Linked DNA regions of Homo sapiens: region 1 is linked to region 2. The links are chromatin loops, found by intact Hi-C in ENCODE. Cell type or tissue: Caco-2. All regions are shown on one strand. Each heading gives the region's core, and the rest is flanking DNA. Links, peaks and the distances in the headings are about the cores only.

Region 1 (16,211 bases), core at 5,097-13,096, 110 kb before region 2:
TATTCTGTATCTTCTGTCTTTTATAAGGACATTTGTCACGGGATTTAGGATCTACCAGAGTAATCTAGGGTAATCTCATTTTGAGACCTTTAATTTAATTGCATCTGCTAAAGCCTTGTTCTAAATAAGATACCATTCTCATGGTTCAGATACTGATATGCATCTATCTTTTGGGGGCCCACAATGTAACTCATTACAGTACACAAAAATTAATAGCCTGATTTTTTGGAAAAATCCTTAATTTTAAGGAAAATATCTAGAAAGCCAGATTATGTGCTATGTTGAGGAAGACCCAATTCTCCTGCTTGCATGTTTCCATGAAGGGATTTCTATCCCATTCCCTAGAAGAGAGCAGGACTGGGTGCTTCTGGTCCTCTGCGTACCCCCTTACCCACTCATTCTGATGGGAGGGTCACAGGCTAATCTGTTTGGGAAGAGTAGGGAAGGTTCAACATCCCCTGGGCTGCTGACCAAGAATGGGTGAGCATTCAGAGTAACACCATTCCTCCCCCGGATGATGGCTCCCTGGGTAGCTGGAGACCCTCTGCTGTCTGGGAACTTGCTTGGACTAACTCCTGAAAACCAAGTTGCTGAAGATAGGTTCAAAGTCTAGATTTAAGGGTTACCTGTAAAAACACTCGCTTTGACCTCAGGCCTAAGCTGTGTTCTCCAGCACAGCTAATAGGAGACCCTAAATATGAAAGGATTGGACACTGTCCTTGCTCATTAATATAATACATCTGATGTTTCACTTGACAGTCCCCTGGTTCTTCAAGTCTGTGTTCAACTGGATAAGAGTTTAGAGGGGAGAAGAGGGAGGAGTAGAACTCTTAAATCTCCAAAATGCCACTTTTCTCTTCTTTTCTTTTCTTTTGAGACGGAGTCTCACTGTGTGGCCCAGGCTAGTGCCATGGCACAATCACAGCTCACTGCAACCTCTGCCTCCCAGATTCAAGTGATTCTTGGGCCTCAGCCTCCCAAGTAGCTGGGATTACAGGCATGTGCCACCATGCCCAGTTATTTCTTTGGTATTTTTAGTAGAGATGGTGTTTTGCCATGTTGGCCAGGCTGGTCTTGAGCTCCTTACCTCAAGTGATCTGCCTGCCTTGGCCTTCCAGAGTGCTGGGATCACAGGCATGAGCTACAGTGCCCGGCCCAAAATGTCATTTTCATATTTTCTCCGATTTATGCATCCTTAAGCATTGCTCTCATAGCCAAGGCAGGGCCACTACTGCTTACGGGCTCTTAGCCATGAAAACTGAAGTTGTGTTATCTAGAAAAGATAGTCAACATTGATAGGTGTGGCCTTGCCAACTAAGACGGAGAAAGCGATAACACATACTATCGTAAAATCCAAAAGGTGAATTGCATAATAAAAGTTCCGGACTTGACAGCAAAATGTCAACATAAAATCTTAAATATTTACTCAGCCATATGTTGACTGTAAAATATCAAGCATTCCCTAGAATGAAAGACTAAAGAATTACCCTCATAATACTGAAAAACAAGAAACCACCTAAATGTCTGTCAATAACAGATGGTTAAATGAATCTGGCACCTCCATCCTCTGGGGTAGCATACAGCCACCAAGAAAAATAAGCCACGTTATGTAAAAAGAGAAGTTGTAGAACAATATGTAGCATAAGACCCTATTTTTGATAGAAAAAAGAAACCATATGTTTCTATATGTTCCTATAAATGAAATGGTAAGCAAAAAGCTACAGATATTCACACTGAGCTGATAGCAGTGAATACCTCTGGGAAGAGCAGATGGCTAGGTGGGAGCAGGGCATGAATGAAAGGAGAGTTTCACATTTGGGGAATTATTTAGATGTTTGATGATTAGAATGTATTCTCTTACTTCTTGAACAATTTAAATAACCATATCAATTAATTATTTTATTTCTTAAAAAGGGCAAGAGGCAGCAATAAATCTTTCCAGAGGCTGTATGAGTCAGGGTTCTCTAGAGGGACAGAACTAACAGGATAAATGTATACATAAAGGGGAGTTTATTAAGGTGTATTGCCTCACACGATCTCAAGGTGAGGTCCTACAATAGGCCGTCTGCAAACTGAGGAACAAAGAAGCCAGTCTGAGTCCCAAAGCTAAAGAACTTGGAGTCCAACGTTTGAGGGTAGCAAGCATCCAGCACAGGAGAAAGATGTAGGTCAGAAGACTAAGCCAACCTAGTCTTTACACGTTCTTCTGCCTGCTTTTATTCTGGCCTCACGGGCGGCTGATTAGATGGTGCCCACCCAGACTGAGAGTGGGTCTGCCTTTCCCAGTCCACTGACTCAAATGTTAATCTCCTTTGCCAATACCCTTACAGACACACCCAGGAACAAGACTTTGCATCCTTCAATCCAATCAAGTTGACACTCAAAATTAAACATCACAGAAGCTGTGTACAAGGATAGTTAGGTTTTATCTAAATAATAGATACTTTATATTTAATAATGATTTATTATTAAAGTAATTATTAAATTAACATATTAAATTATTATTATATGTTATATATTAAATTATTGTATATATTATATATAATAAATTAAATTATTATTATATAAGTTAAATTATTAAATTATTATTAAATTAACCCAAACTATATATCTATATAAGCAAATACATATATGCATATATATGGAATTTTATATATATAGTAAGAATTTATTGACAACCATCTAATTTCAATTTACAGATTACATGGAGCAACTCATGATTCTTTTTCAGAACGTTTTTTTTTTCTTTTTTTCTTTTTCTTTTCTGCTTCCAAATAAACCCAAGTTGCATTTAACAAAAGAGCAATTTCCTACTACCCCTCCATCCTGGCTTTCCAAGGCACGCCCCTGGATGCCGGTTGAAGTGAATCAGCTCTGTACCCTGGGAGGTCCCAGCAGCCAGACCCCCTTCATGCAATTGGTGTAGGTGGAGAAAGCTCTAGTCATGACTGTGGAATTGAAAGAGAAGGCCACATGACGTGGTAGAATCAGCAAGGATGTGGGAGTCAGATCAACGTAATTTAGGATTCGCACTCTGCCAACTTGTAATTAAATGACCTGGCAGAATAATTCAATCTCACCTATACATTGAGGGATAAAAATAAATACTTCAGAGGGTTAGCATGAAGATTCAAGGACATATAGCAAACATCCAGCTAGACCTGGGCCTGGCAAGAAGTCGGACTGCAAACGTTGTCCCTTGCTATCCACCACCTTTGGAGGATGGGGAAGTCTGTCTTGGTCTTTCATGAGTGAGAAGCTCTGTGCTTTGGGTTAATAAAAGGTGGCATAGAGTAGTAGGGATGGTTTACTTACTAACTTTGTGCCCTTGTGTGTCTTGACCAGGATCGGATATAAATTCTATTATTGGAAGTTTCCAGGACCCTGGTAGACACACACCACCTTCCTCACATCTCTCAAGGCTTTTGTGTGATTTAAAGTACCCCACAACCCACATGAGCTTCATTCTTTATTTAGTCTAATTAACGTATGCTTTCCTTCCTCTTATTTTTGGGGCAAGGCCAATTGCATGAAATCAGTTTCTAGAATTCCTTAAAGAAAAATACCTTCCATTCCAATTGGCATTTAATTAGTTTAAAATTATGATCCTTATTAGTAAGGTATCATTGTCGTTCTTCTTGTTTTCTTTCCCACTCCTCACTGATATCTTCAGCCGCTGGTCAGACCTTCCTTAGTATTCGCAGTTTCTGGATGCTAGGGACACTGCTCAAAATTTCCTTGGGTGAATCAGAAGCTAAAATTAGGGCAGCCACTCTTCCCTTACAAAACGCAGGCTCTGTCCCACCCTCTCATCTCTGTAGTTTGCTCATTTGCTGCCAGTCCCTGCCAGCACCTCCCTTTGCCATCTGAAGCTTCCTACGCACCCAACAGACCACGATGAAGAGTCGTGAAGTGGAAGTAAATATTCAAGTGTCAGGCGGACTTTGCTACGCTCATACCAGAAAAAATTAGAGGCAGAAAGGGCGGGTGAGTATTGGCTAGGCTTGCTGTGAGCATTAAATTACATAATGTACGTAAAGTGCCCAAGATAGCACCTGGCACGTATTGCTGGTGATGGCAATAACTTGTCTCCTCTTTCTCCTCCTCCCCACTTCTACTCCTCCCCTTCTTTTCCTCCCTACTTCTTCTTCTTCTCCATCTCCTCCACTTTCTCCTCCTCATTATTATTATTTTTACATTAATAGCAGCCATCCTTACTTACGAGGCTCTTATTAAGCTAAGTGTTCACCTACAACATTGCATTTAATCCTCAAAATCACTTGGCAAGGCATACATTATTGAGCATCTCCAATTATGGCAAAGGCAATAATTAATAGTTAAGACATTGAACTGCTGAGTCCAAACACCCAAATTTGAATCATCACTTAGCATTTATTCAATGTTGGGCTCTGAGCAAACAGTTTCTTCTCCAGAAGCTTCACCGGTAAAACAGTAAAATAAATACAGTAGTTCCCAACTTGGGCTGCCAAGAGGCTCACAGGGCAGGGGCCTAGCGTCTGGCAAATAGTAGGGTTCTCCTTGTCATGACCTTTTCTCCTTATCCCCTTCTACCACTCCTAAGTCTGTAGACCAGCACTGCCTAATGGAATAATAAACATCTTGCAATTATGTGTGTTGCACATACAACTTAAATTTTCTAATGGTCACATGAAAAGAAAATAAAAACAAACAGAGGAGATCAACTTTAAAAATGAATTTTATCTAACCCAATATATCCAAAATATTATTATTTCAACATGTCAAGACGTAATCCATGCAGGAAATTATTAATGAAATATGTTACATTCATTTTTTTCATCCTAAGTGTTTGTAATCAAGTGGGGACTTTACATTTGCAGCACATCTCAGGACACACCAGCCACACTGGCCTCATTTCAGCAGCTCCATCACCACATGTGGATAGCGGCTGGTTTAAAATTATGATCCTTATTAGTAAGGCCCTATTGTCATTCTTTTTGTTTTCTTTCCCACTCCTCACTGATATCTTCAACTAGTCATACCTTCCTTAATATTCATGGCTTCTGAATGCTGAAGACACTGCACAAAATTTCCCCGGGTGAAACTGTCAGAAGCTGGACAGTGCTGGACAGGACAGTAAGAGATGAAGAGGATGGAGACAGGTCATTATGTAATTAAGTGAACCCTCCCAGGCTACATGACTCACACGTGGTTCTTTCAGGAGTCAGATCATGTCTGTCTCGTTCCACAGGCTGCCACAGTTTCTTGATAGTCACACAATCCATTAGACAGTGGATCAAGGGCCTAGTTTTATTCCTTCTAGATCTCCAAGTGGAATGATAATTATATTCAAAGGGGGGTGGGAGAGCCACCCCTTTGAATCTGGCAGGCTGCACCCCATCTCTCCAGCCGGCTGCTGTCACGCTGATGTGCACAGGCCTTTCTGTTTGGAAGCCACCTATCTCTCTCGCCCTCTAAAGAAACAGAAGGTTAGAGATGCAGCTGACCCCCACCTCCCTCACCGTTCTCTGCCAGAGCTCACCTCTTCCCAGAGGCTGGTATGTCCTTTCCACTTAAGACCAGACTCATGTCAGCCTTGGCAAGTCTGAGAGATCCTCAGCACACTTCAGGGTGTGCAATGACTGATCGGTGCTGGTCTCCAGGGACAGCGCGCCACTTGCTTACTCACCACAGTGAAGGACACATAAGCCTCGGGATTTCTCTTCAAATCACTTTGAATTGCTTGGCTCAAGTTCATGCATCTCTATCCCACCACACATGCTCCCTGATCCTTGAACACTCTGAAAAGCTTGTTGGTCTGGGATGATCTTCAGAACAGGAGCCCTGAGGGGTCTGTCTTCACCCTCCTATCCTATTCACTCAGAGGAGGTCGCTGGGAGCCTTGGATTGTTCTGAAAGGTGACAGTTTCCTACGGTCTATACCAACAATTCTCAAGATCTGGTTAGAGATCAAATTTTTGTCCATCCTCAGCAAATGGACAACATTTCTAGTTCTGACATAGAGCTAAATTTATTCAGCATGCAGGCTGATCTTTTTCTGGTGTTCCAGTCACACACTCTTGATATGCTATTATCATTGCAACCAATGTCAGTTAGGTAGGTACCCGGATGGCACAGCCTGTGTCCCTTAAGTGAAAAAAATCTAATTATCTTCTTTCACATAGAACTGAGGATCCTGGCATCCCGGAAGCATGTATCTCAAACACCTGAGCTAACCACTCATGTTAAAAAGAAATGAAAAATCCACAACACTGCATGTAATTTTAGATTCTTCTATGAAATAGTGGAGAGAGTAGATGGTGGTGTGGTGTTTGTCTTTGAATGTCCTTAATTGGCATAAGTTGACAATTCTATTTAAGTTCTCCAGAGTTATATATGTGTAAGTGCCCACACACAATATTGTATTTAATCCTTAAAACTGATCTGCAATGTAGACATATATAGAGCTAAAAAATCTCCATGTCTGGGAAATACTGATTGGATACTTGCATAATGACATGAGATGTGGAAATTCTTGAAGACTAACAAGTAATGTACAGGTGAACAACTTTTTGAGGGGCAGCAGTAGAGGAGAGTGACTCAGCTCTGCTCTCCGGACTCATTGCTTATTTCCTTTTCTGAAATGGGTGAACTAGCTCCTTTCTACCAGGACAGCATCACATATAGCAGCTAACATTGTTTCTGCCAGGCATCGTGTAAAGGACCTGTGTGCATTACCTGTGCAAAGTGCCTGTGTGCGTTACCAACTTTTATTATTATTATTATTATTATTATTGAGACAGAGTCTCACTCTGTTGCCCAGGTTGGAGTGCAGTGGCATGATCTTGGTTCAAACTGCACCCTCCACCTCCCGGGTTCAAGCGATTCTCCCATCTTAGCCTCCCAAGTAGCTGCGATGACTGGGACTATAGGCATGCACCACTATACCTGGCTAATGTCTGTATTTTTTTAGCAGAGATGGGGTTTCACTACGTTGGCTAGGCTGGTCTCGAACTCCTGACCTCAAGTGATCCACCTGACTCAGCCTCCCAAAGTGCTGGAATTACAGGCATGAGCCACTGTCCCTGGCCACAGCTTGAATTCTTATAATAACTCTGTTGGATAGACAGAGTATTCCTGCTATGGCAATAAGAATATCAAGAGGAAGCAAGGGAAGGCAACTGATTCAAACCTGGGATTCAAATCCAGTTTGTCTGATTCCAGAGCTCATGTTCATACCTACTGTGTTATAATATATCGTGTAGCTATGTGGAAGTAAACATAACATTATGGGAATGAAAAGTATGTACAGTATCATGGATTTGGCATTTCTTTTTAACTTGGATGGTTAGCTCAGGTGTTTGGTATATATGACTTTGGGATGCCAAGATCTCCAGTTCTGATGTGGTAAAAATTAATTCGACTTTTGACTAAGGAGACTCATATTATACCATCCTAGGCACCTACCTAACTGACAGTGGTCACAATGGAAGCAAAGAGAGTGTGACTGGCTCGGGGCAAATCCATCCCAACCACTTGCCAGGATGCACAAAGCACACAGTCCATTGCAGAAGACAAAGAATTATCTCACCATCTCCCTGAGTCTAGCCTGAACTCTGCAGGCATGGTGTACAAGGATTTTCTGGGTACTTATCATTTCATCACCAACTTCTCCATGTTGCAGTCTTGCTAGAGGAGTTATTATAATGACACTAAAAGTATGAGGTCTAAATGAGATGGTTTGAAGTGGAGCCTCAATCTGTCAGAAGTCTTTACTCCTGCTTTCACTACTGTTTCTCCACACCCCTCTCTTCAAACTGGAATAGTAACCACCACAGAAATAGTCAGCAGATTTATAGTACCATGCTATGGAAGTTACGAATGCACTTGGCTGCAAAAAGGGGACTCAAGTGAACTCAACTAATCAACACGGCGAGCCACATGGCACATTTCTCCAATTTAGTTCATCACTCAGCCAGCTCCAGGCAGGACTTGAGTCCTTCATTGTAACCTAAGAAAATAGACTTGGCTCCCGTTATCCTGGAAGCAATCTCAGCCTGCTGCTGATCAAAAGCAGAACAACCACACATTCTCATCTGCACAACCTTTATGAGTATCTATCTATGGTTTGGTTCAGATCCAGGCACAAACTTGAATTAAAGGTTGAGATCGATGACTCAGAGCTTAGCTAGAAATGCAGGCGAGAAAATGGAGCTGTGAACTGGAAGGAGAATATGTCTGAGGGTGACAGGCAGAGATGGAAGCACCAAAAGCTCAGACCTACATCCCAGCTCATCTGCCCCAGGAGATCCCATTAAGCTGCGGTGCTCTGGGCAGCAGAGGGCACTATTAATACACTCTGAAGTAATTGGCACACTTAAGGAAGAAAGACGGGTTTAGAATAGGCTTGTGTGTGGCGTTTGGGTGGGGAAGGTCATAGGATTATCGTTTTCACCTTCAGTCTCTCTTGTTCTCAAATTCAAATATTAACAAGCATCTTAAAAAAGGCTACAGGGTAAAACTGACTCTTGAGTGGAACTTCAAGTTTTTAGGATCTAAAGAACACACACACACAAATCCACGTTAAATAGATCACTGCAGTCCAACTTCATGGGGCTAAATGCCTTGCATGCATTATCTTATTTATCTACAACTCTGTCTGAGTAGGGACTGTTTATTATCTCCATTTTATAACTGAGAAAACTGATACCCAAAGAGGTCAAGTGCCTTGCCCCTAGTTACCAACTCATAAGTGGCAGAACTGGAATCTAAGCCAACTTCAGATGCCAAAGTCCATGCTTGCAAACTCTGTGCTATACCTCCCCAAAGATATCTTTTCCGTAACGTGAGAAGAAAACATCACCTCCTTAACCACTAGCAGGAATGGAAGGTGAAGTGAATTCAGTGTTGTTACATCTGTGCTTCAGAAGTTAGGAAAGGCAAGGATACTTAAACCCTGCTGTAATCTGTCTTCCTCCACTAGCCAGCTCCTCAACTTGTTTTGACAAAAGTTGTGGGTTAGGAAGTAGATGGCTATGTCAGAGGTTAAACAGCCTCCAGATTATGAAAATCTGACTGTGGCCCGAGAGTTTTAACCTTAACACCAACCTAAAGGTGTGGAACCAATCAGGGTTTTGAGGTTGCTAGTCACAGAAGCCAAGTCAGGCCATGCTTAGAAAATCAAGGGGGTTTAGTTGGAGGAAACTGGTAACTCACTGAGCTAAAGGGGACTTGAGAGAAGTACAGAAACCAGGACCACACCGTCACCATAATGGCCAATCCCTTTGGACACAGCCTTTGTCCTGTGACCGGCCTAGCTTGGACCCTGTGCCCACTCCTGTAGTGGGTGGGAGTAAAGGGTGGACAGTGTGTGCATTCTGCTGTCTACAAGAGCTTCATAAAATGGTAGAAATTTCCTGAAATAAATATAGGGGCTTTTTTCCAGAAAAGAAAAGGAAGAAGGCTAAATGTTAGACAAGCGAAATCAATTAAGGTCCAAGGCAGATACCTTCAAGTGGCCCAATTACTCTGGAAGGCATAAAGTTAGGAGTTGTTCATCATTTGATCCATCTCTATCTTGAAAATCTAGCACAGAACATGGCACATAGTAAATGCTCAATAAATGATGAAAATACACATTAATCAACCAACAAACCAACAAACTCAATGACAAGCAAGTGGCACCAATGAAAGAAACAGACTTCCTAGGTGATCGACTTTCTAGAGATATCACCAATGTGAACTTACAATCCTCCCACCTCTAAAATAGTCTATTTTGGAGCTCCTACTACACCTAATTTCTGGACCTTCCTGAAGCACTGCTCGGGCTAATATCGCTAATCACGTTCCCATGAAGTATTTAGATGAAGATACAGAGACCACTCATCTTGGTACTCTCATTGTTCACAGTGCATTGCAATTCTCTAGTTCAGTTCCCTTCCTAGGGATGACAAATACATGGTGTGTGTGCCCCCATCCTCCCCACTCTCCATATCCAGGACAGACCTTGTTAATGGATCATGACATTCATCCTACTGAGCCCAAACAGCCAGGAACAATCCATCAGGCTGGGCACACAAGGTAAAACCAACTTATTATGCCTGACTCAAGACATCTGGAATCACTACTTCAGCACACAGCCAAATGATGACCCAGCTCATGCCTGACCACCTTCGTAGATGGGAAATATGATCTCATGGAGACAGCATATTCCATTTTAAGAACTCTGTTAGAGTTTTTTCCTTTACGGACACTTCTGGGTGAACATAGAGACAACACACCTGGGCCTGCTGTGACTGCCTCTTCCCAAATTTTTATGAAATAATCCTGAAGATACAAACAACAGACTGCAGCTGGCCCTTGCAGAAAAAAAAAATGACAAAAATCCTGGGGAAATTTTTACTAACTGCACTGATGAAAGGCATGGATGGAAAGGCACAATTTTTGAAATACACACCATATGTACTACCCTTTCATTCATAACAGCATAAATGCCCTCCAACACACACAAAGGTAGGCAACACACCAGCCCCTCAGTCTGTTAAATTTTACTTCATGCCCTTATTCCTGCACTTCTCAGGAAAGAAATGGAAGCCAACCTCCAGGAACACCCTTCTGAGATACCCAGAACTAGGGTCAGGGCGGTCCCTTTCTCCTTCCCCATCAATTGCTCTTCCTTATCTCCATTCATTTTAAGAAAATAACACTGGCATGTGCTGTGATGATAATTAGGTTTCATTTTAAGATACTTCACTACCTGAGGAAAGGTCCTTTTGGTAGCAATGTGGTTTCTCATGCCCACATTGTACAATGAAAAACTGCAAAGAGTCTGAGAAACCAAGTTGAAGGAAGAAGCTTCCTCCTCACTGCAGGAGGGCTGTAGTAGAGCTACCTGCCTGCTGAGCATGAAAAGTGTGTTTGTGTATGGACACATCACTAAGATCTCATTGGAGACGAAGAAGTCAACACCTGTAGGGTGTTCTTCCCAGTCCCTTGAGAAGACATCCCTTACCCTCTAAGGAAAGACCAGTACGATCACACCAATACAATACCCAGAGCAAAGGGGTCACTAACAAAATAACGTGTTGAGCAAATGAATAAGAGAATGACCAAATGAATGAATGACAAAATGAACACACTTAAAAGGATAACGGGCATAGGGACAAAGAAAAACACACCTTTCAAAATTGTATTCTTTAAGAAATGAGCAGAGCATGGGTTTTGCAGAGCCAGGTCAGGGAGCTGCAGTGAAGGACAGGTGGAAAGGATGAGAAAGATACAATGCTGAGTTCACTACTGAAGCTCAATGGGAATCCAGATATTCAATAGCATAATTAAGGTTCTCCTTGGAGGCAGGGAAGAACAGAGCGGAAAATGTGAAAATTCAATTAGTATGTGTCTGTGAGAATGGAGGAGCTCCTAGAGGGACGAAGAAGCTGGGCCTGTTCCTGGGGGTGCCCTACCTCCCATCACTCAGATGTCTACGTGCAAATGTCACTTCCTTGGAGATGCCTTCCCTGACTATGTGAAATAGAGCCTCTCTTTTGCTCCCTGTTTACTTAATACGCTGTGCTTTGCTTCACATTTATTTGCACATATTTGTTGTCTGTCTCCCTGACTGGAAGTTCCACAGGGGCAAGGTCCTTATCTGCCCATGGGTGAATTAGCACCTAGAATGCTGGGGATGTAGGAGGCACTTAATGAGTATTTGTTACATGGATGCATGAATAAAGAAGGAAAGAAAAATTTGTTATAACCAAATATGGTTTACTCTTTCAGAGCAAGGGTGGATTAACCATAGGAAATCAACGATACAATGCATCATGTCAGTAGATATACTTGTAATTATCTTGTAGTCTTGTAAACTTGTGAAAGGGCAAATAGGACCATACTACTTTCTTATACAAATCCCATCAATGCTTACCATTGCTTCTAGAATAAAGATCCAAATCATAGCATAGCCTACATGGCCCCCTGTGGTCTGGCCCCTGCCTCCCCTGAACCTTATGTTCCAAGATGTGTTCTCCTTCAACAGGAGCCTTTCCCTCTACACTCAATGCGTCTCATTCTCTCTCACCTCATGTTTACAAGTGTGGTCCTTGTGACTTGGAAACTCCTCCTCTTCTGCCAAGTCACCTCTATTCTACCTGGGTCTGAGCTGAATATTCAGTTTCAAAGGAAAGTTCCCCTGGTCTCCCTGAATAGAAAAAAAAGTTCTCCTAGTAAAGGTTCTTTGAACACCATGGACCTTTCTGTCCTGGCACATATCACATTTTTAATTTTATATTTATTTGGGTGGTTATTTGATCAATATATCTCTCCTGCAGTCTGTGGGCTCTCAGAGAGTAATGGCCAATCTTTTGATGTTTGGTACTATAGACTATCTTGGACCATAGGAGATGTTAAATATTTTCTGAAAGAAGAAAAACTGCTCCAGCTTTCTTGGCTTCTCCTAAAATAACAAGACTTAAAGCCTCATCCATGTATGGTTTGCTAAGGCAAAGAGGTGAGGACATTCATATTTCATGATACAGCCGTATTACAGGATTGAACAACAGTGACATTACTATCTTCCAATATGGTGCCATTAGACTACATTGTCTCCAATTTTATTCTTATGTACTTACATTCCTGGACTCCAGGGTAAAATGTTATGCTTATACTTACCAAACTTCCTCTTCTTAAACTAAGCACAATATTTTATCCTTTTTATAATCTTTGTGAATCTGGTTTTGCCGAATTACATGTTTCCTATCATTCTTAGATTTATGTCACCCACAATTAGTTTCTTCTAAATTATTGATGAGCGTTGTAGAATTACAGTGATGATTATGAGGATATCTATCATTTCCTGAGTTGTTACTAAAAAGCACTGGATCCACGCAGTTCATTCACACATTGGATCCTGTCACCTTTGTAACAACACTGTGAGGTGGACATTCCATCTCAGTCTCTAGAGATGGTAAATCTGTGGATCTGCTCATCAGTTAACTTCTCCAAGATCTCATAGCTCATAAGTGGAAGGAAAAGGATTTAAATTCAGATGTTTATGCCCCCTTAGCCTCTTTACATTCCTCTAGTGATTTTCAAATTTTTCTCACCCATGAAGTCCATTGTTTCAGCTAAATCTTACATAAAAGCATGCAAACCAGTTAAAATCAGAATGGATCTCTTCCTAACACAGCTTCAGAATCACTAAAGCACATCAGGCTGATTTTCACCAAAGAAAACCTTAAGCCAGAAGCCTGGATAAACTCCTTAAAAGCCTCTGTTAGAGTCATAATATAGTAGTCACTTGCTCTAGAACATTCTAGAATGTTCTGAAATATTTTCGAATGCTTGAGAAAACTCTGTACTTATGGAAATGTCCCATGTTGCACTATCCAATATGATAGTCACTAGGCACATGGGCTGTTGAACAATAGAAATATGGCTAATGTAATTGAGAAACTGAAAATGTAATTTACATGTACATTTAAGATGAAATAGCCAGACATGGCTACTATTATAATGGACAACACATTTTTACAAATTATGAGTTGACTTTATTATACCAGCCTCTATCTCATACTTCCTTATTATCTTCAAAACACAATCGATCAGGAACAAAAACGTAATCTCAAGCTTCTAGAAATTTGGCACACTCACCAAAGAACTGAATACTCCTTTGCAGTCAGGTGGGGGCCATGCAACTACATAGGGCCAAAGAACTCGGAGTGGAAGTGACATGTGGATCTCTCAGGCTGAGGTAATGAAGACTTAGTGTGCCTTAACACCCTTCTCCTCTCTTGCAGACCATGTGTTCCAGACAACATAACTAGAAAGATGTGAGAAGGCACTTCATGTGGGAGATAAGCCTTGTTTTACTTAATCCACTGAGATGTCAGAGTTAATTGTTACAGCAGCAGCCTGTTGTATAGGCTGACTAACACATGGTAACTAACAGAACACTTTGGATTCTTGACAAAATAAGAGCAAGAAAGCAGCAGCAGAAGCAGAAATCAGAGGGGCGAGAAACCAAAAGCAACAGAGCAAGGTGAGCCATAAATAAATTCCACTAACAGTAGCACTGACTTTTTTGCCTTACCCTGGTGGAGGAAAGAGGCATTTTTACAATAAGCATCCTCCAGGTTCATGGTGGCAGGTGGTTAGGAATGGTAATCTCTGTTCTGTTATCACACAGCTTGCTTGTAAAGAAAAGTTGTCCACACTAAGCACCATTTTGCTTCTTTCCTTGGGAAACAGCCTTAATCCAATTATGTTACATGAGTGGAGATTATAAAACCTGCATTAGCAATGATTCTTCTGGCAGCCTGGTGTCCTGGGATCTGTCACTTGGAAATTGTTTAATGGGACATATGTGGACCTTTGGTATTGGGGGCAATGCGGGAAATAGACATTTATGGCCACAGCTTGTCAGACAGGACTCTTTTTTTGCTGGAGGCAATTTCTGATGGTGATGATGATTCTGCTAAGCCCCATCAGTTCTCTCTCTTCCCCAGCCTGAAAAGTCAGTGCCCAGTTTGTCACCGTTAGTTAAGATCCACTGAATTTTTTGCTAAAAATGTGCATTCATTCAATACATATTTACAGAATATCTTTTCTCCTAGATTTGCATGGTATTCAGAGATTTCTCTGTGGGAACTTCTTGGGTCAGAACATAATCCGCATATCCACTGTTATCTCCCAGACCCTCAATAGTGCAGGAAATCATGAATTGTAATTCTCAATGTCATTGAGAGTTGCAAGCCTTGTGAGAGTTGCAGAGCCTTCAGGACAGCATACTACCATGTAGTGTTGGGTGCCAGCTCTAGGCCACGTAGCCCAGCTGTGAATTCTGGCTGTGTGACCTGCCAGTGCTGTGACTGTTGGTAAGTGAGTTATTTTCTCTGTGGCTCAGGGTAGTGAATACTGAAGGTGCTGCCTAAACCTCCTTGAATAATCCCCTTAATCAGTTGGGTGTGTCCATGGTGCACCCACTTCAGCATGCTTTCACCTTATTCTCTTCTGAAGATCACCCATGGACTTCTGGAGCCACTTTGCTCAAACAAACAGAGTCTAGGAGTTTATGACCCCAGCGGCATCTGTGATCAGTGACTCGTGCAGGAATATCAATGTCCAACAGCCTCAACTATGGACAGGATAAAGTCTGCTGTGCAATTTACCTCCAGAGCTCCTGCACAGGTTCAGGCTGAGGCTGGGTCTTCACTCAAAATCTCACCCTGTTGTCCTGCCCTACTCTGTTTCTTTCACTCCCATACCAATTTCCTCGGGAAACACTTTCTCTTTTTTTTAATATAATAATAAAGTTTTCATTTTAGAGTAGTTTTATGTACAGAAAAATTTGCAAAGATACTACAAGATTTCCATATACTCCACATCCAGTTTTCTCTATTATTCACATATTTCATTAATAGGATACATTTGTCACAATAATGGACTCAATATTGATAGATAATTATTAAGTAAAGGCCATACTTTATTCTGATATCCTTAATTTTCACCTAATGTTCATTTTTTGCTACAGGAGTCCATCCAGGATCCCACATGACATTTAGTTATCAAGCCTCCCTAGGCTCCTCTTCGCTATGACATTTTCCCAGGCTTTCTTCATTAGGGATAACCAGTTTTGAGGTATACTGGTCCATTATCCGGTAGGATGCTCCTCAGTTGAGATTTGTCTAATATGTTTCTCATAATTAAACTAAAGGTGTGGAATTGAGAAAAGAAGACCACAGAAATAAAGTGTCATTTTCATTACAATATGTAAAGACTATACACTCTCTAAAGTTACTCTCCTCCCCACTCTCCATACTGTACTCTTCTTAAGGAAGTCACTACTTGTAGCCCACACCTAGGGAGTAGGGAATTATAATCCACGTCCTTGCAAGTGAAGTATCTATGTACATTATTTGGAATTCTTCTGCATGGGAGATTTGTCTCCTATTTATTAATTTGTTCAATCATTTGTTTATATCAACATAAACTCATACATATTTACTATATACTTCAGGCTATACTACAATGTACACCAGTTTTTGCACAAATTGTTCTAGCTGGGGCCATTGAGAACTCTTTCAGCTGGATCCTGTGCCCCTCAACATACCACCATCATTGTGCAGTTTTTACATTTTTATTTCCATCACTTTCTTATTTTCTGGCACAAGAAGCTGTGAAGCTCATTTGTGTAATGCTATCCAAGTCCTAGAATCAGCAATTTCTTCAAGGAGCCC
Region 2 (16,211 bases), core at 3,867-11,866:
GGGCAGATGTTTGGGAAAAAACCCAAACATAGGATTATCTTCCTTTTGCTTCAGCCTCCATCCTCACCTACCTCCGCTCACACACACTAGACTTGTACAAAATATTGGGGTGGTCTGAGATGAAACACCAGAGTGGGAAGGGAGGGAGACTTTTGTATTAAGTGCCCCCTGAAAATGCACTGTGGGGTTTTCTTCCCTGTATTGGAAACATTTTATGCCCAGCTTTTCCTCATTTTCCATATTGACCTCATCTGGTTAGCTGTTTCTTCTTCCAGCTTTGTGTCATTCTCTTTGCCAGCTGCACAAAACAGACTTTTTCCAAAGTTTAATGAATGAGTTCACCTGGATCAGCTGTTGTGTGTTTTATTTAATGTCTCATTAAATCTTTTGGTAATGAAATTCCCAATGTATTGTTTTGAAAATCAGAGGAAGCCTAGTAAGTCTCAAAAGTTCCTTTATGCAAAAGATATTCCCAGCAAATATGCTTAACAAATGCCCATTAGTTAGATGCTCCATTCCAGATTCTGCTTGCATTTGTCATTTTATTTTTATCATATCGTCTGGCATGCAAAGTGGGTAGTACTACAGTATTTGTATTACTTTAAGTACTAAATGTGCAGTAAGTGTCCATACTGTGGAGTTGTTGCTCTTACAGATCACATATGAAATGGCTAAAAGTTAGTAGTTGGGAATTATGATAGAATGACCCTGAGAGTATAAACCATGTAAATTATAACACGTGAGCTGTCAAACAGTGTGAGATGTGTGTTTACTCCTACCAGCTGTGCAGAGCAATGGATTTATTTACATTGGTATGTAGTCTACTCACATTTTATTATCTAACAATTTTCTACAAAAATAGCAATTAGTGTTTAAACACTGCCAGGCTATTTTCTAGTGGGTTTGTATTTTTTTTTTTTTTTTTTGAGATTGTATTTTGTTTTTATGATTGGTTGCAGTTCTCTTTTTTTACTTCTATTTTAAGTATGAATGTACATAAAGTAGATCTGTACATGAAGCTGGAGTATTTAAAACCTTGCCTTTCTGGGAAAAGGAAGTACGAACTAAGTTTGTACATGACAACTGGCACGTATAAGAGGAGAAATTTGAAGAAAGATGCTTAAAGAGTGATATGGCTAGGTTTTGTGTCTGCACCTGAATCTCACCTAGAATTGTAATTCCCATAATCCCCACATGCAAAGGAAAGACTGGGTGGGAGGTGATTGGGTCATGAGGGTGGTTACCCCCATGCTGTTCTCACAGTAGTTTAATTGACTTAAGATAGTGAGTGAGTTCTCATGAGATCTGATGATTTTATAAGGGGCTCTTCCCCCTTTGCTCGGCGCTTCACCCTCCTGCCACCTTGTGAAAAAGGTGCTTGCTTCCCCATTGCCTTCTGCCATGATTGTAAGTTTCCTGAGGCCTCTCTAGCCATGCTGAACTGTGAGTCAATTAAACCTCTTTCCTTTTTAAATTACCCAGCCTTGGGCAATTCTTTATAGCCGTATAAAAACAGACTCATACAGAGAGGAATTCAGAGGACAATTGTCACGTTATGAGATTTTTTTTCCCCTATTGGGTGCATAATTTTAAATAAGAAAATTATTTCTCTCTAAACTAAGAGTAGGCAAAATACTAATAAGTTTAGCTTTGTGTTGTATGCTCCTTTAATCAGGGAAGATAATGAAATATAAAAGAAAAAACTCTCATGAAGTGTTTTATAAATAAATTTCTTACAAGGTAACTTTTTCTCTAGCTATGATCTTACCACTTCAAATGGATGTGATTTGAATACATTTTGTATGGTGAAGAAACAATGAAAATGATTTTTTAAAAAGCCTCAAGTCAAGCCGTCCAGATTTGATGGGGAACTCCATGGTCATCAGGGACTCAGCTTCCTTGTATCTTGATGCTCCATCAACCTACAGCTTCACTTCATGGTTTAATTAAAGTGGCTACATTGTCTGAGGTATATACCCTGGGGTTCGTTGCCTCACACCGGAAAAACTTAGGACACAGACACACATGAGGAGTTTAGGAGTGGAGGTTTAATAGGCAGAAGAGAAGAGAAAGAGAAACAGTTCTCTCTATGGAGAGAGAGGAGTCTCCAAGCAGAAAGGACTGGTGGGTGGCGGATGCGCCAGATTTTACAGTCAGGTTTGAGGAGGCAATGTCTGATTTACATAGGGTTCACAGGTTGGTTCGATCAGGTATGACATTTACATAGCACTTGAGGAAGGCTGGCTGCCCCACCCTAAACTTATTATGCAAATGAACTCTCCCGTTGACCAGTGCCATCTTGTCTGTTCCTTACTGTACACGTGGATGAGAAAGAGAAGGGAAGATGGTGCTGCCATTTTGAACATGACTGGCACAATTGCTGGCATCTATGTCTGCAGCTCTATTCTACAGGCTGCTCTTTGCTAGAAATGAAAATGAGTTGGGGCTGCTTTTCCTTAAAAGGAAAACCTTACTGAGGATTCTCATACCCCCACTATCTGCCTAAGTAATTTCTTCTTAACTCCTATATCATAATGATGGGTGCTCAAGTTTTAGCCATCATGTCGACAGCCCAAGCAGTGAAAAAGACAAAAGGGCCTTCTTCCACTGGAGTCATTTCCCGTCAGGTGGACTTGCCATGTGCTCCAGGCTGTAATTTACATCCTGAACTTCCTCACCTGGTCCCATTTAGCTGCAAAAGACGCTAAGAAATGTGGTCTCTCAGAAAGCTGAGCATGTTGCTGCTCTGAGAAAATTCATGGCTCAGTTATTAGAGTAGGAGGAAGGGTAAATGTAGGCCCATAGTTCGAATTTTCTGTTAGAAGGGCAGAAAAATGAGACAGAACCTCCCTGTCCTCATGCGGCTCACAGGGGAGATGCAAGTTAATGGAAGAACCACATCCACACAAATAAAATCAACACTAGGGTAAGTGGGATGAGAGCCTGTTGTAAAGAGATTTGGGAACTGACCAGAGATATAACTGCAGAGGAGGAGAAGGAGGGAGGAGGGAGAAGGAAGCACTTCCCAAGAGCAGAGAAAAGTAGGACTCAGACCAGACTAGTGGGTAAGTACCTGACCCTCATGCCCTGCAGGTGAAAGGTACTGATGCTCCTTGTAGCTCCATCTAGGAGTCATGGGGAACATTTACCAGAGTGGGGACAGGGATTCCTCATAGCTGGTTTCCACTTTGGAAACATTCTGGCTGTTGATGGGATGTGGAGAGGGGGCTTTCAGGTAGGGATAATTGCAGAATGTCATGCAAGAGGGTGGTTGTTCAGATTAGGGTAGTGAAGACAAAAATGAAGGAAAGTGGGTGGCTTCCAAAAACAGCCAGCCTGCCTTAAAACACTCAGGGCACATAGCAAGCACTTTCTCTTGAGAAAATCACACTGTGGGGTGCTTTCTTCAGACTAGGGAAACAATCATTTTCTGATTTCTAGTTCCACCTACCTACTCCTAGGTGGCCAGGTGCATTTCTGAGGAAATCAGGTGGCGTTTAGAGACATGGGCTCCCTGGAGTCCACAGCATCATTTAATAATGAATCTGAGGGTGGCGTTGGGAAGGAAACCAGCCTGGGTCTACCTGAGGCTTGTGGTTATTCTTTTTCAGGCCCCCAGCTGAGTTTTCTGATGTGAAAGGGAAGCTGAGGCTGCTGAGGATGCAGAGGCTGGCAGGGGTCTATGACTAAGGTGTCAGCAGCCGATGGGAGGTAAGGGGGTGGTGGGGACCAAAACAAAGGTATGCACACTGTTTTACCTGCAGCAGTCACCTGACCCAAAACAGGCCCTTGATATATTTAATATTTACTAAAATTATGGGTTAATGTGCTGGATGTTCTATCAGTGAACTGGAGAAGTGTTAGGGAAGAAAGAAAGGGAGATAAGAAGCCCCTTCCTGGCAGAGGGAAATGCTGGTCCCTAAGCCCTAATGCCTGGAGTTCCAGGATAGTGGCTGCATTATCAGCTACCACTAAGTTTGTTTTCTCCTGATTAATAAACAGTGATACCTGCCAGCGTTCTAAGTTGCAAGCAACAGAAAACAGATTTTGCTATGTTAAGCAGAGACATCATTTAAAGGAGGAATTGGGGTTCACAAGATGGATGAGAAGATGGAGAACCCAACTTAGAAAATGGTCAAGAACGAAGAGAGTCTCAGAGGACCAAGAGGCAGCATCTTCTGACACACAGGCCCGACCAAGATGTCACTACTTTGCTACCAGGTTCTGCTGCAGCTGGCATCAATGAATCCTCACTGTCGCTTTTTGCAGGCCCCATTCAATCCTGAATGACCAAGCCTAGGGCACTCTGCTTCCAGAGAATCTCCCTACTGTAGCTTCTATATTAGAAGGCAGGGTACCAAGTGCCACCAATACTCAAAACCTGGAGGAGGAATTGGGTACTGGATGGCCAGGAAAGTAGAAGCACACACGACGCATGACATCATCATGCCCTTGCAGGCACTGTGGCGCACGAGGGTGCGATCATGTTAGTATTCACTCATTTAAAATAAGGGTATTGTCTTGTGTTTTTTGCCTTCACAATCTTCTTGCCCCACACCCATCACATATGCAAACTGCACATCCCAAGTAAAGAGTAGTTGAATGAATAAAATTACTTTCATCTGTCATCATTCAAATGTGTTTATGGAAAAATTTTAAAAAGTTTAGATTGCTTTGTGACTCCATTATCTTCCCATTCCCTTCTCCCATTCACCTTCCAGATTTTGTTTCTCCAGGTTTATCCCAGTCCTAAGCCCTTTCCCTGAGGATCCCGTCAGCCTCCACTCAGGGGCTGGAGTGAAGTTCACAGTACTAAAGGACTCTCTGCCTCGGGCTCTTCCCTCTGCTTTCTTCCCAATTCCAGGATGCAATTCTGCCACCCAGTAATTTATCCTCTTTGTGTATGATGCCTGAATAACATGCCTTTTGAATGGTTCTGATTAAAGGATGAAGGAATTGCATTCTATAATTTGCAAATTCATAATATTCTCAAAGAAATAAACCTTGTGAAGTTAAAGTCCCATTAAAATATATACCCTGAAAGACCTACAAGTTACAAGGCCGATTTTGACAGACAGCTTCTACTGCCTTTGGCATTTCAGTAATTACCCTGGAACTGCCACTGACCTGCCTGCATGCTTGGTAAAGTGACAGTCTGTTCAGTTTCTTCCCCTATTAAAATGTAGTGGTGCAGGTGGGAAGGAAGAAAGGGAGGGAAGGAAGGAGAGTGAGGAAGAAAAAAGGAAAGTTAGGTGCCATACAGAAAATACCTCCTAAAGATGTTCACATATGAATCCTAAGAACCTGTGAATATATGATGTTATATGGCAGAGGAGAATTAAGGCTGCAAATGGAATTAAGGTTGCTAATCAGCAGATCTTAAACTAAGAGATTATCTTGGGTTGTCTGGGTGAACCTAATGTAATCACAAGGGTCCTTAAAAGTGGAAGAGAAAGAGCATCAGAGGAGATGTGACTACAAAAGCAGGATCTATGAGACATAATGCTGCTGGCTTTCAAGATGGAGGAAGGGGCCACAAGCCAAGGAATCTCAGTAGCTTCTTGAAGGGGAAGAAGGAAAGGAAACAGACTCTCTCCTAGAGCCTCCAGAAGGAACAAAGCCCTGCCAACATCTTGATTTTAGTCCAGTGAGACTCATTTTGGATTTCTGACCTAGATACCTGTAAGGTAATACATTTAGGCTGTTTTAAGCCACCAACAGCCTGTGGTAATGTTACTGCAGCTACAGGAAACAATACACAAGCAATAGAGAAGAAGGAAGGCAGCATTTCTTGGCAACATCTGTGGGCCAGGCACTGAGCTAGAAGAACTCATGTGAGAGCTTTACTGGGCTTTTGTGGAGCATTAGGGACATTTGAAGCATACTCTCTCCTAAATAACTGAGCTCACTTGGACTTCAAGGAAGGAATGGTCATCTTTACGCAGAAATGTGAAGCCAAAAGTTAGGGTGGGTATTCAGATGGTAAAAGGAGATCAGGGATAGAAAGCAAAAAATCCTACTTCTGAGGCAGGAGCCCAGATAGAGTGTCACTGGGAACAGCAAATATGGAAAACCACATCCTTCATCTAATCCACACAGGACTTGAGCATTTACTACTATGAGCTGGGCACTGGGCAAGATGTAGAGAGATGGGGTGCCAGACAAAGGAGGCCTGGGCGCTGTCCACATGAAAATTCAAATTTCAAGGGATGCTCAAATTCCAATCATGTCCCAATGAGACACCACTCCACGGCCACTAAGATGGCTGTGATTAAGACAGACAATGAGAAGTATTAGCAAGGATGTGGAAAAAATGGACCCCTCACATTGCTGATGGGATTGTCAAACGGTTCAGCCACTTTAGAAAATACTGTGGCAGCTCCTCAAAAAGTTAAACATAGAGTTACCCTATGGCCCAGCAACTGCACTATTAGGTCTGTACCCAAGAGAAATGAAAACACAGCCACACAAAAATATATACACAAATGTTCATAGCAGCACCGTTTATAATAGTTGAAAAGTAACAACAACCTAATTGTCCATCAACAAATGAATAGATAAATAAAATCTGGTATATCCTGCGTGTTGTCACTTATACATGGGAACTATGATGAGAACGCATAGGTACAAAGAAGGGACCAACAGGCACTGAGACCTACTTGAGGGTGGGAAAAGGGAGAGGATCAGAAAAAATAACTGTTGGGTACTGGGCTTAGTACCTGAATGACAAAATAATCTTTACAACAAACCCCACTGACACGAGTTTACCTATATAACAAACTTGTACGTGTACCCCTGACCCTAAAATAATGGATTTTTTTTTAAAAAAAAACAATCTGATGTATTTAGAAAATGGAATATTATTCAGCTGCAAAAAAGAATAAAGTACTGGTACATGCTACGACATGGATGAACCAGAAAAGCATTACACTAAGTGAAAGAAGCCAGTCGCAAAAGGCCACATATTATATGATCCTATTTATATGACATATCCAGAAAAGGCAAATCTATCGAGACAGAAAGCAGATTAGTTATTCCCCAGGGCTGGGGGAAAAGGATGAGGGTATTATGGGGTGGTAGTTAACGGTAAGAGATTTCTCTTGAGGGTTATGAAAAGATTCTAAATTGGTCGTAGGGATTGTTACACAATTCCGAGTACACACTAAACAAACTATTGAGTTATGCTCTTTAAATGCTTAAATTGTATGGTATGTGATTATTTTTCATACCTCCAAAGAAACATAGAACATAGGGTAAATATAGGCCAAACAAGTTACAAAACGAAAACCTAAGCAGGGCCAGCATAAAACACCAGAGCTGGAATCAAGGTCAAGCAGAGGCAAGCGGAGGCTGATGTTGGATGCCAGGAAGGTTTGCCTGGGTGACTCTTGCTACCAGGAATTGCTGACTTAAAGATTGTCATTAAGGCTGATAGCCGAACCCCAGAGAGCAGACCTTCTTCACCTTAACTCAAGCCATGTGACAAAGCTGAGGTCAATGGCTCAGAGACCTTCAGCTGCATGGTCCGCTTTGCAACCCCAGGCTTCTGTTAGTGCTGAGACCACAGCAGGTCAGTTCCTGCATGGCGAGAAATGGCTCTTAAGTGGGACTGTCCAGATGTACTTTGTTGCATGGCTGCCTTCAACCTCATCTAGAATAAGCTTCTCAATCTTTCAGTTATTCAGAAATAAGAGCTATGGAGGCTTTGTTGAAACGGGGTTAGGCTCACAGAGCTAGCAGAAAAAGGCAGTCTAGTGGCCCCTTTTCTGGCTACTTTGGAATTTCCAATGCTTGAGAACCACACAAAAAGGGGAAATCCAGGAGGCGGGGGAGAGGAGAAGGAGAAACAGAAGGAGAGAAGCAGGGGTAGGGGAAGTGAGGGAGAAGAGGGAAAGGAGAAGGAGAAACAGAAGGGGAAGGGGAGGAGGAGGGGCACTTGTCCCCTTGTCTTTGTGTTTGCACCACATCTGAGGGGTTGTTTTATCACCAAGGCTGCACGGAACTGCAAGGCCCTGGAAGACAGGCCATGCCCACACGCTCACTGCTCAGAGGTTAAGAGGCTGTCCAAGGTCACCTTAGGCTGCTGAGAATAATGGGTGAGCAGCTCTTTCCCAAGTGCTCTCTCCCGCCGCTTCGACAACTGCATGGGAATGATCTTAAAGCAATCACAGCTCCTGTTTGTCTCCTGACAGTCAGTGCCCTTTTGGACTTCACACCCATGAGTGGCAGTGTCATGCTACATTACTTCCAAATGTCATCAGCCACTCCGCCTGCCTCTAATTGTGTATGCACGTGTGTGTGTGTGTGTGTGTGTGCACGCACATGCATACAAGCACATGTAGTGTCATTGTGTCACTGACATCACAGAGGGGGCCTTCAACGCAGCAGACCACACACAGTGCTCTTTGGGAGTTTAACCAGCTTATACGGAAGCAAATATTTGAAGTTTACCAAACATAAACCAAGTAAAACCTAAGTCAATCAAAAGTGACTAAACACCACTTTAGTCCAAATACATGTTTCTAAAAGGTCACAGCTGGTGTAATTATCCATGCTAGACTTAACATGCATTCAGCTGTGTGCTTAAGACTGCCAAGAACTGGAATACATTTAGAATCCTTAAATAAGAGTCACCTTGTTTCAGAAAATGCTCGGTTAAATCAGGCTTGGTTCGGGGGCGGGGGTATTGGGGGAAGCCTATTAGAGTTTAATGACACTTTGAGAAAATGTATAGGGAAATTTCTTTGGAAAAGAAATAGAAATACATGTCAGAGCCAATTTCTCATAATATGTGGGTTGAAGCCCTTTTCCTTCAAAGAAAATAAGTCCTGACAAATATAACAACAAAAGAACACCGTGACAAAATGAGCAGCCCAGAAGTCGGGCAAACGGAGGAAAAAACAAATAACTAAATGCAGGCTCTACCTCAGCCCTCAGAAGCATGAGAACTGAGACCTGGGACTGAGGGGCAATTAGCAAGCAGTTTTTCCCAGTCCCCAGTGCTTTGGCACTTCAATAGGCAGAGCTCCAACCCAAAGTGCCCATCTCAGTAGCATGCGCCATGCGCAGTGACAGTTGCAAAACCATGTGACATCTGGGGATGCTGTGCAGGAGTCTTGGGAAGTACCACAGACCATGATGAGCCAAAAGAGAGCAAGGGGCTCCTCACTCTCCTGCCCCGCCTGTGCCTGGGCAGCTCCTCTCCTATCTTTCGGACTTCCACCTGTGATTCTGCTTCTACCCAGTGTGAACCCAGAAAATCTGAGACAGGCCTCAGTTAATTTAGAAAGTTTATTTTGCCAAGGTTAAGGACGCGCCTGTGACACAGCCTCAAGAAGTCCTGAGGACATGCCCAAGGTGGTCGGGCACAGCTTGGTTTTATACATTTTAGGGAGACATGAGACATCAATCAATATATGTAAGAAGTACATTAGTTCAGTCCAGAAAGGCAGAGACAACTCAAAGCAAGGCCCCCCGCTGAGGCCTTCCAGGTCACAGGTAGGTGAGAGACAAATGGTTGCACTGAGTTTCTGATAAGTCTTTCCAAAGGAAGCAGTCAGAATATGCATCTATCTCTGTGAGCAGAGGGATGACTTTGAATAGGATGGGAGTCTGATTTGCCCTGAGCAGTTCCCAACTTGAAAGGACCCAGGATATTTTCCTTTCACACCAATGTTGCGAAAACCCTCAGCTTTTTATAAAGTCTGAGGCTCATGCCTGCCTTCATGCTTAGATAAGTGTTTATACTCTGGCTCTTTCTGGAGAAGTGGAGGCCAGGATAAAAGAACCAGGGCTGGGCTTAAGAGGACAGCAGCCTACTCATTAGACTGCAGAACATGGAGCTTAGAAAAGTCTGAGAAACAGCAAGGGAGAGAGAACTAGAAGGAAGCTGGAGTGCAAGTACCCTGAGGGTAGGGATTTTTGTTTCTGATTCACTCACTGCTACATTGTCAGGGCCTAAGAGAGCACCTGACATATAGTAGATGCTCAATAAATGTTTGTTAGTAAATGAATAAGTGAGGTATCCAGAGATCAAGGGAGATGCCAGTGTTGAGGCCAAGGTCAGTAGCCTGAGAGTTAAGTGGAGCCAGCCAGTGAGGAGGAATAAATCAGAGCTTGGAGAGACCGCCTGAAGCCCTGGAACAGAGACTGGCAGAGCGGGGCTGCCACATTCTGTAGGACACTCAGCTTTGTCTCTGGGTGTGAATGAAACCATCTTTGCAAAAATTATAACTGAGGAAATTATGACAGTGAAAGAGATTAGACCTAATCGACTCCATCTTGCTTCTAACCTTTAAGCTGTCCTTGTTCATTCCTGGGTGTAGGCCAAACTAACTTTGGGGGACAATTCAGTTCATGGTTTGACTCTGAAACAAAATTGATAACAGCCCTTTCCTGAAAAGAACCCCTTCTTGCCTGGGGACCAGTGTGCCTTTGCAGGACTAACAAATTAGCTACAAGATTAGAAATTTCAGTTTAGGGGTCATTCAGCCTCTGGCTCCAAGAGTCTGAACCTCCCCAAATTGCTCCTGGGGATAACATCACTCTTGTAAAATCTGAGATCAGTGCTTGAGATATTTTGCAGACCCTGCACTGGATGGATCAGCTGACACCAGCCAGACCCGTAGTAGTATGGCTCAACTGTTCTGCCATCCCAGGCAGGAACAGTAGACAGCAAGAAAAACTCACTTCGATCCCCTATGATGCCATCTCCAACCTGACCAATCAGCACTCCCCACTTCCCAAGACCCTACCCACCAAATGATCGTTAAAAATTCTGATCCCCAAATGCTCAGGGAGTCTAATTTGAGTAATAATGAAACCTGATCTCATGCACAGCCGGCTGTACATGAGTTACCCTTTCTCCACTGCAATCCCCTTGTCTTGATAAATTGGCTCTGTCTAGGAAGCGGGTAAAGAGAACCCACTGGGCGGTTACAAGGAGGGAGCTGTTGAAGGCATCAATCTTCCCACTGAAGTCCTTTTTGCCTTTCTCCATAGCCAAAATGGCCAAGCTCATACAGAAAATGGTAACTTCTAGTATTAAAGAACCCAAAGATGATCCCCAAAACCTTCCCCTCAAAATTCAACCGACTTCGGGAGAATTGGCACCTGTATAAGTGAAAGTGGGGTCATGGGTAGGATACAGATAAAACTTTGTCTGAATCTGAATGTTTTTACCTTTTATAAAGAAGAAAAGAATGAACTAAAATCTGGAGGCAGTGTGCTTTGGTAGTGAGGAGCACAGATTCCCCAAAGCCAGACTTCTTGGGCTCACATCTGGGCTCCTGCTTGCTAGCTGCCAGGCCTTGGGCAAGTGACTTTAAGTATCTCTGAGCCTGTAAAATGGGGATAATAAGAGCACCTCTCTCATGCAGTTATGTGAGAGGTAAATAAATTATACCACATAAATCACTTACATAAACAATAGCTATTATTATGGAAATATGACAAACTGCTAACATTTGTTAAATATGAGGGTTGGGGCCCAGCACAGTGACTCACTACAGTATTCCCAGCATTTTGGGAGGATCAGGCAGGTGAATTGCTTGAGCCCAAGAGTTGGAGACCAGCCTGGGCAACATAGTGGCCCCCCATCTCTACAAAAATAAAAAATAAAAAAAATTAGCCAGGCATGGTGGCACACACCTATAGTCCCAGCTACTTGGGAGGCTGAGGTGGGAGGATCACTTGAGCCTGGTAAGTAGAGGCTGCAATGAGCTGAGATCACGCCACTGCACTCCAGCCTGGGTGACAGAGCTAGACACCTGTTTTTTTTGTTTTGTTTTGTTTTTAAAAAAGAGGGATGGCCAGCAGTGTTTAGTTTATAATTTTTTATGTTTGAAATAACTGAAGTTAAAGAGAAAACATTTTCCCCCACAAAAGGCATATTCTTCTGGTTATGTCCCCAACTCACAAGGAAATTTGTAAGATCTCCAAAGAAACAGAGGACAGGGTAAGTACAGGCCAGTGATTCTCAGAGTATGGTCCTGGGTTCAGCAGCATCAACATCACCTGGGAACTTGTTAGGAAATTGAATTCTCAGGCCCCACCCCAAGGAGCTCCTGGGCTGAGGCTCCGCAGTCTTGTGTTTTAACAAACACTCCAGGGAACTCTAATACACTAATAGAGGCCAGCATCCAAATGAAGAACCATGTGGCTTGAGGTCTCAAAGTAATTCTATATCCCTGAATGCCTCTGATATTGGTACTGCCATGGCTGGGGCATCTTTATTGGCATTGCTGGAGAATCCACTCTCCCTAATAATCCTATAATGCCACACATGACCTACTACCTTCATAGGAGTAGCTGGGATAATTAGTTTAGCAGAACGTCCAGAAACTACAATCTCACTCTTCCCGACTGATATGGTTTGGCTCTATGTCCCCACCCAAATCTCATCTTGATTGTAGCTCCCATAATTCCCATGTGTCATGGTCGGGGCCAAGTGAGAGGTACTTGAATCGTGGGGTGAGTCTTTCCTGTGCTGTCATCTTGATAGTGAATAAGTCTCATGAGATCTGATGGTTTCATAAAGGGGAGATCCCCTGCACACACTATCTTGCCTGCTGCCATGTAAGCTGTGACTTTGCTCCTCCTTTGCCTTCCCCCATGATTGTGAGGCCTCCCCAGCCATGCAGAACTGTGAGTCAATTAAACCTCTCCTTTTTATATATTACTTAGTCTTGGATATGTCTTTCTTTTCTTTTCTTTCTTTCTTTCTTTTTTTTTTTTTTTTTTTTTTTTGACCGTCTCACTCTGCTGCCAGGCTGGAGTGCAGTGGTGCAGTCTCCACTCACTGCAACCTCCGCCTCCCGGATTCAAGCGATTCTGCTGCCTCAGTCTCCCGGGCAGCTGGGATTACAGGCATGTGCCACCACACTCAGCTAATTTTTGTATTTTTAGTAGAGACGGGGTCTCTACTACCACGTTGGCCAGGATGGTCTCAATCTCTTGACCTCGTGATCCACCTGCCTCAGCCTCCCAAAGTGCTGGGATTACAGGTGTCAGCCACTGCACCTGGCCTGGGTATGTCTTTATTAGCAGTGTGAGAACGGACTAATACACTGACTCTAGCTGATGGGGTAGACTGGGCTTGACTAAGGTGGCAGGGATGGCTCTTGTGAATTTCTCTCAGTAGGACAGTATTTGACCATAACTCCAGAATGCCTCATTGCTCAAACACAGTGATCTTAATCTCTCAGATTCTCTCAGTGCCTCCACTCTCCAACCAAGGCATGCTACACAGATGTCTATAATAACCCTTGAGACTGAAAAGTAGCCCAGGGTGGAAACATCTGTCTTATCCTTGCCCAGACCCCAGCATTCTTAGGCAGGGAAATTCCAGTGGTGATTGTTAAAAAATATGAGAGAACTATCAAAATGCTATAAAAGCATCTTTGTAGATAATAACATAGATAAAAATAAATAGTATGGAATGTGTTCTACAATGGTATATACCTTGTAAATTCATCATCAGTCTAGACGTTAAAAACAAAGACAAACTGTGAGCATATTCTCCAGGGAAAAGCTGCATAGGGTTAGATGTAGAAGAAAATGATGGTTTGAGATGATTTAGTCATTTTATCAGTGAATACAGGAGTGATAATAAATATTTGCTGAGTGAATCAATAAAATGGGTCACTTACAGTACACACCCGTGTCTCGTCACGCACACACGTTAACAACGTTCTGTCAATCTGTCTACGCCTGGGCATTAGGTCATGTCCTTTCCTATGAAGATGGGCATTTTTAGATATCCACAAGCTGCTACTAAAATTTTCCAAAGAAGAGTACAAAAAAGTATGCAAAGATAGAAGAGCCAACCTCCAGAAAAGTAGAGAGGGAGGAGTATAAAAAAAAAGTGGTGCTCATTGAGTAATGATGAAACTTGACTTCCTTCTAATAAAATTAATGATAATGAACTCCTGAGCTAGAGAGCTGACTGCTTGTGTGCAATGAAAGGACTTAAGGGGTGGGAATCTCAAATGTCAGTGAAGTTAACTACAAAGAAGGACCTTAAGTGGATCAATCAGGGTTGAACTACTAGATAGAAGGATTAAGTGGCTAATAAAAGGGATGTTCTACTGACCTCTAATACAGGAGGGAGGAGATAATGAGATAAGTAAAGCTGGTGAGGATAATAAGACTGTAATTATGGCCAAGTTCAAACTACTGGGCGAGTGTACATTAGAAAACCATCCAGATAACAAGGAGAGAGAGGAAATCTTGGCCCCCAGAAGTTAATGCTGCCTCCAGTGCTTGAGATGCTCTCAGCTGCATGTCCATCTGACCAAGATGAAAATAAAACCATCACAATGGATGTTTCAAATCCATTAAATTGGTGGTGTGGCTCAATGTGCAGAAAAGAGAAGGCCAAAAGATGTAAAGCCTCATTACCGGGAGAAACCCGTCATGCTCAGAAATCACGCCATAGTCATTATTTTAAACCATGACTGCCACGGCCACCGCCCGTGGGCTTTTATTGAGTTTCTGCTATGTTTAGAGTGGTGATGTAGGCACTGTACATTCTGGGATGTTTGAGAAACACAACACATACCCTCTCACTCACTCCCTCACTCACACAGGGTGAGTTCCCCAGGCTGGAATAAAAAAGCTGGCAAATGTATAGGTTTATTCTTTCTCAATGTGAGAATTTAGAGTCTGTTGATAAAGCCGCAAAAACAAACGCACTAAAGGAAGAGCATTTGGTTGGGGACGAGCGCACAGTCTCCCTCTGCATCTGGAGCGCTGGGTTTTCTGCAGAATGTTTCATATAATTGTTTGCTTAATCTCCCGGGTGAAGTAAACGTATGGCAGTTTTACTACACTATTGATTCAAATGATTACTGTAATGACAGAGCGATCCAGGGAGTTGTCACTGGGCTTTGCGAGACGTTGTGATGGCTGTCATGTGCATTATTAAGGAGCACTCTGAAAAGAAAACTGTTCCCTGCATGTCCTGAGCCGGAATCACTGACAGCCCTGCTGGGCCTGGTGCTCGGGGCCCTGGACTTGGGCCTGGGCTGTCATAAACTGGAAGGGAAGTATTCGGTGGGTCTGCAACCATGAGGTCAGTGTGTTTAGTGGACTGACCCTAGTAAACTCAGCTTCCTGTTTCAGGATCTGCGGTCCTAAAGACATGATTGGACATTCGCAGATGGGCAGGAACAGTTTATAGGACAGGGTCCTTGCAGGAAACAGACACACTCCATTAGATCCTGAAAGGAATTGAAGGAAGGGCCTGTTTACAGGTGAGGGCAGGGTTAAAGGAACTAACAAGGGATAATGAGGCACCCAGGGAGCAGCCTCACAGGAACCAGAGGAAGCCATTTTGTCTCTAGGACAGAAAGGGCATGGGGAGCAAACCATGCTGTAAGAGCCTGCTGGCACTGGCACACAAGGGCACATGCAAAGAAGTGCACCACTCTCCCCTCCTGCCTGGCCCCTGCCAGTGCCTCTCCAAGGGCCGAATCCCAGTGGAGGCCAGAGGAGTCCAAGGGCTCAGCTTCCTGGGACATGGAGGGCACAGTAGACGAGGGCAAAAAATAGATCTGGGCACGCAGAGAACCAGCCCCCACACAACTCGAGGGCTCAGCATGCAAAAGAAGAGGTGAGGGAAGGCCTGAATGGCTGGTACACAATACAAAGCTACGAGGTGCAGTCGCAGCATCATATGGACGTCCTACCGATGTCCTGATACCAGCATGAGAGACAATGAAGAAGACTCTTCCCATTGCGGAAGGGAGAAATGGCCACAAGCTTGGGATTTACAGTCATGCAGATCTGGGATCAAGTCCTGGCTCAGCCTCATACTGGCTGTCTCCCCTTGGGTGAGCTACTAACCTCCCCAAGGCTCAGTTTGCGCTCCTGGAAAAGTGGCATCATATAGGATTATATGAAATTGGATAATGTTTGTAAAGAACTCAGCCCATTTCTTGGTTTATAGGAAATGCTCCAAGATGGCAGTTATTTATAAAAATTAAGAAATCAGAATTCCACTGAAGCTGTTTAAGCAGGAAGGGAAGTGTATCATAAGGGTGAGGGATATCTGGTAGAACTCAGAGGCAGGGCATGCACCATCTGCAGAAAGAAGTCATGGGCAGGACCTGGGTGTCCATTCTCTGTTGCATGGTTCTGCTTCTTTTTTTTTTTTTTTTTTTTTTTTTTTTGAGATGGAGTCTCGCTCTGTTGCCCAGGCTGGACTCGGC

The links. Hi-C counts contacts between places; a loop is a spot of excess contacts. Peaks named below come from ENCODE experiments on the same cell type or tissue, not always from the same donor. Only the 100,000 strongest peaks of a DNase experiment are listed, where the experiment ranks them.
Region 1: a loop joins it to region 2, with 6 times the contacts of the local background. A loop is called at or near these places in 3 of 110 quality-filtered maps.

The regions. Positions count from the first base shown.
Region 1 is chr16:82,572,593-82,588,803 of GRCh38, reverse strand. It overlaps LOC101928392 (a long non-coding RNA gene), which reads left to right and starts at 13,355. Exons shown (of 3, transcript NR_188569.1): 1 at 13,355-13,655; 2 at 13,773-14,014. In Caco-2, for the core only: a CTCF peak has its summit at 8,335 (motif pointing right); a DNase peak (open chromatin) is centred at 8,328.
Region 2 is chr16:82,463,037-82,479,247 of GRCh38, reverse strand. No RefSeq gene overlaps it. Among named protein-coding and RNA genes, the nearest start is that of CDH13, 160 kb to the left of the region's middle. In Caco-2, for the core only: no CTCF peak of the experiment used is centred there; a DNase peak (open chromatin) is centred at 8,217.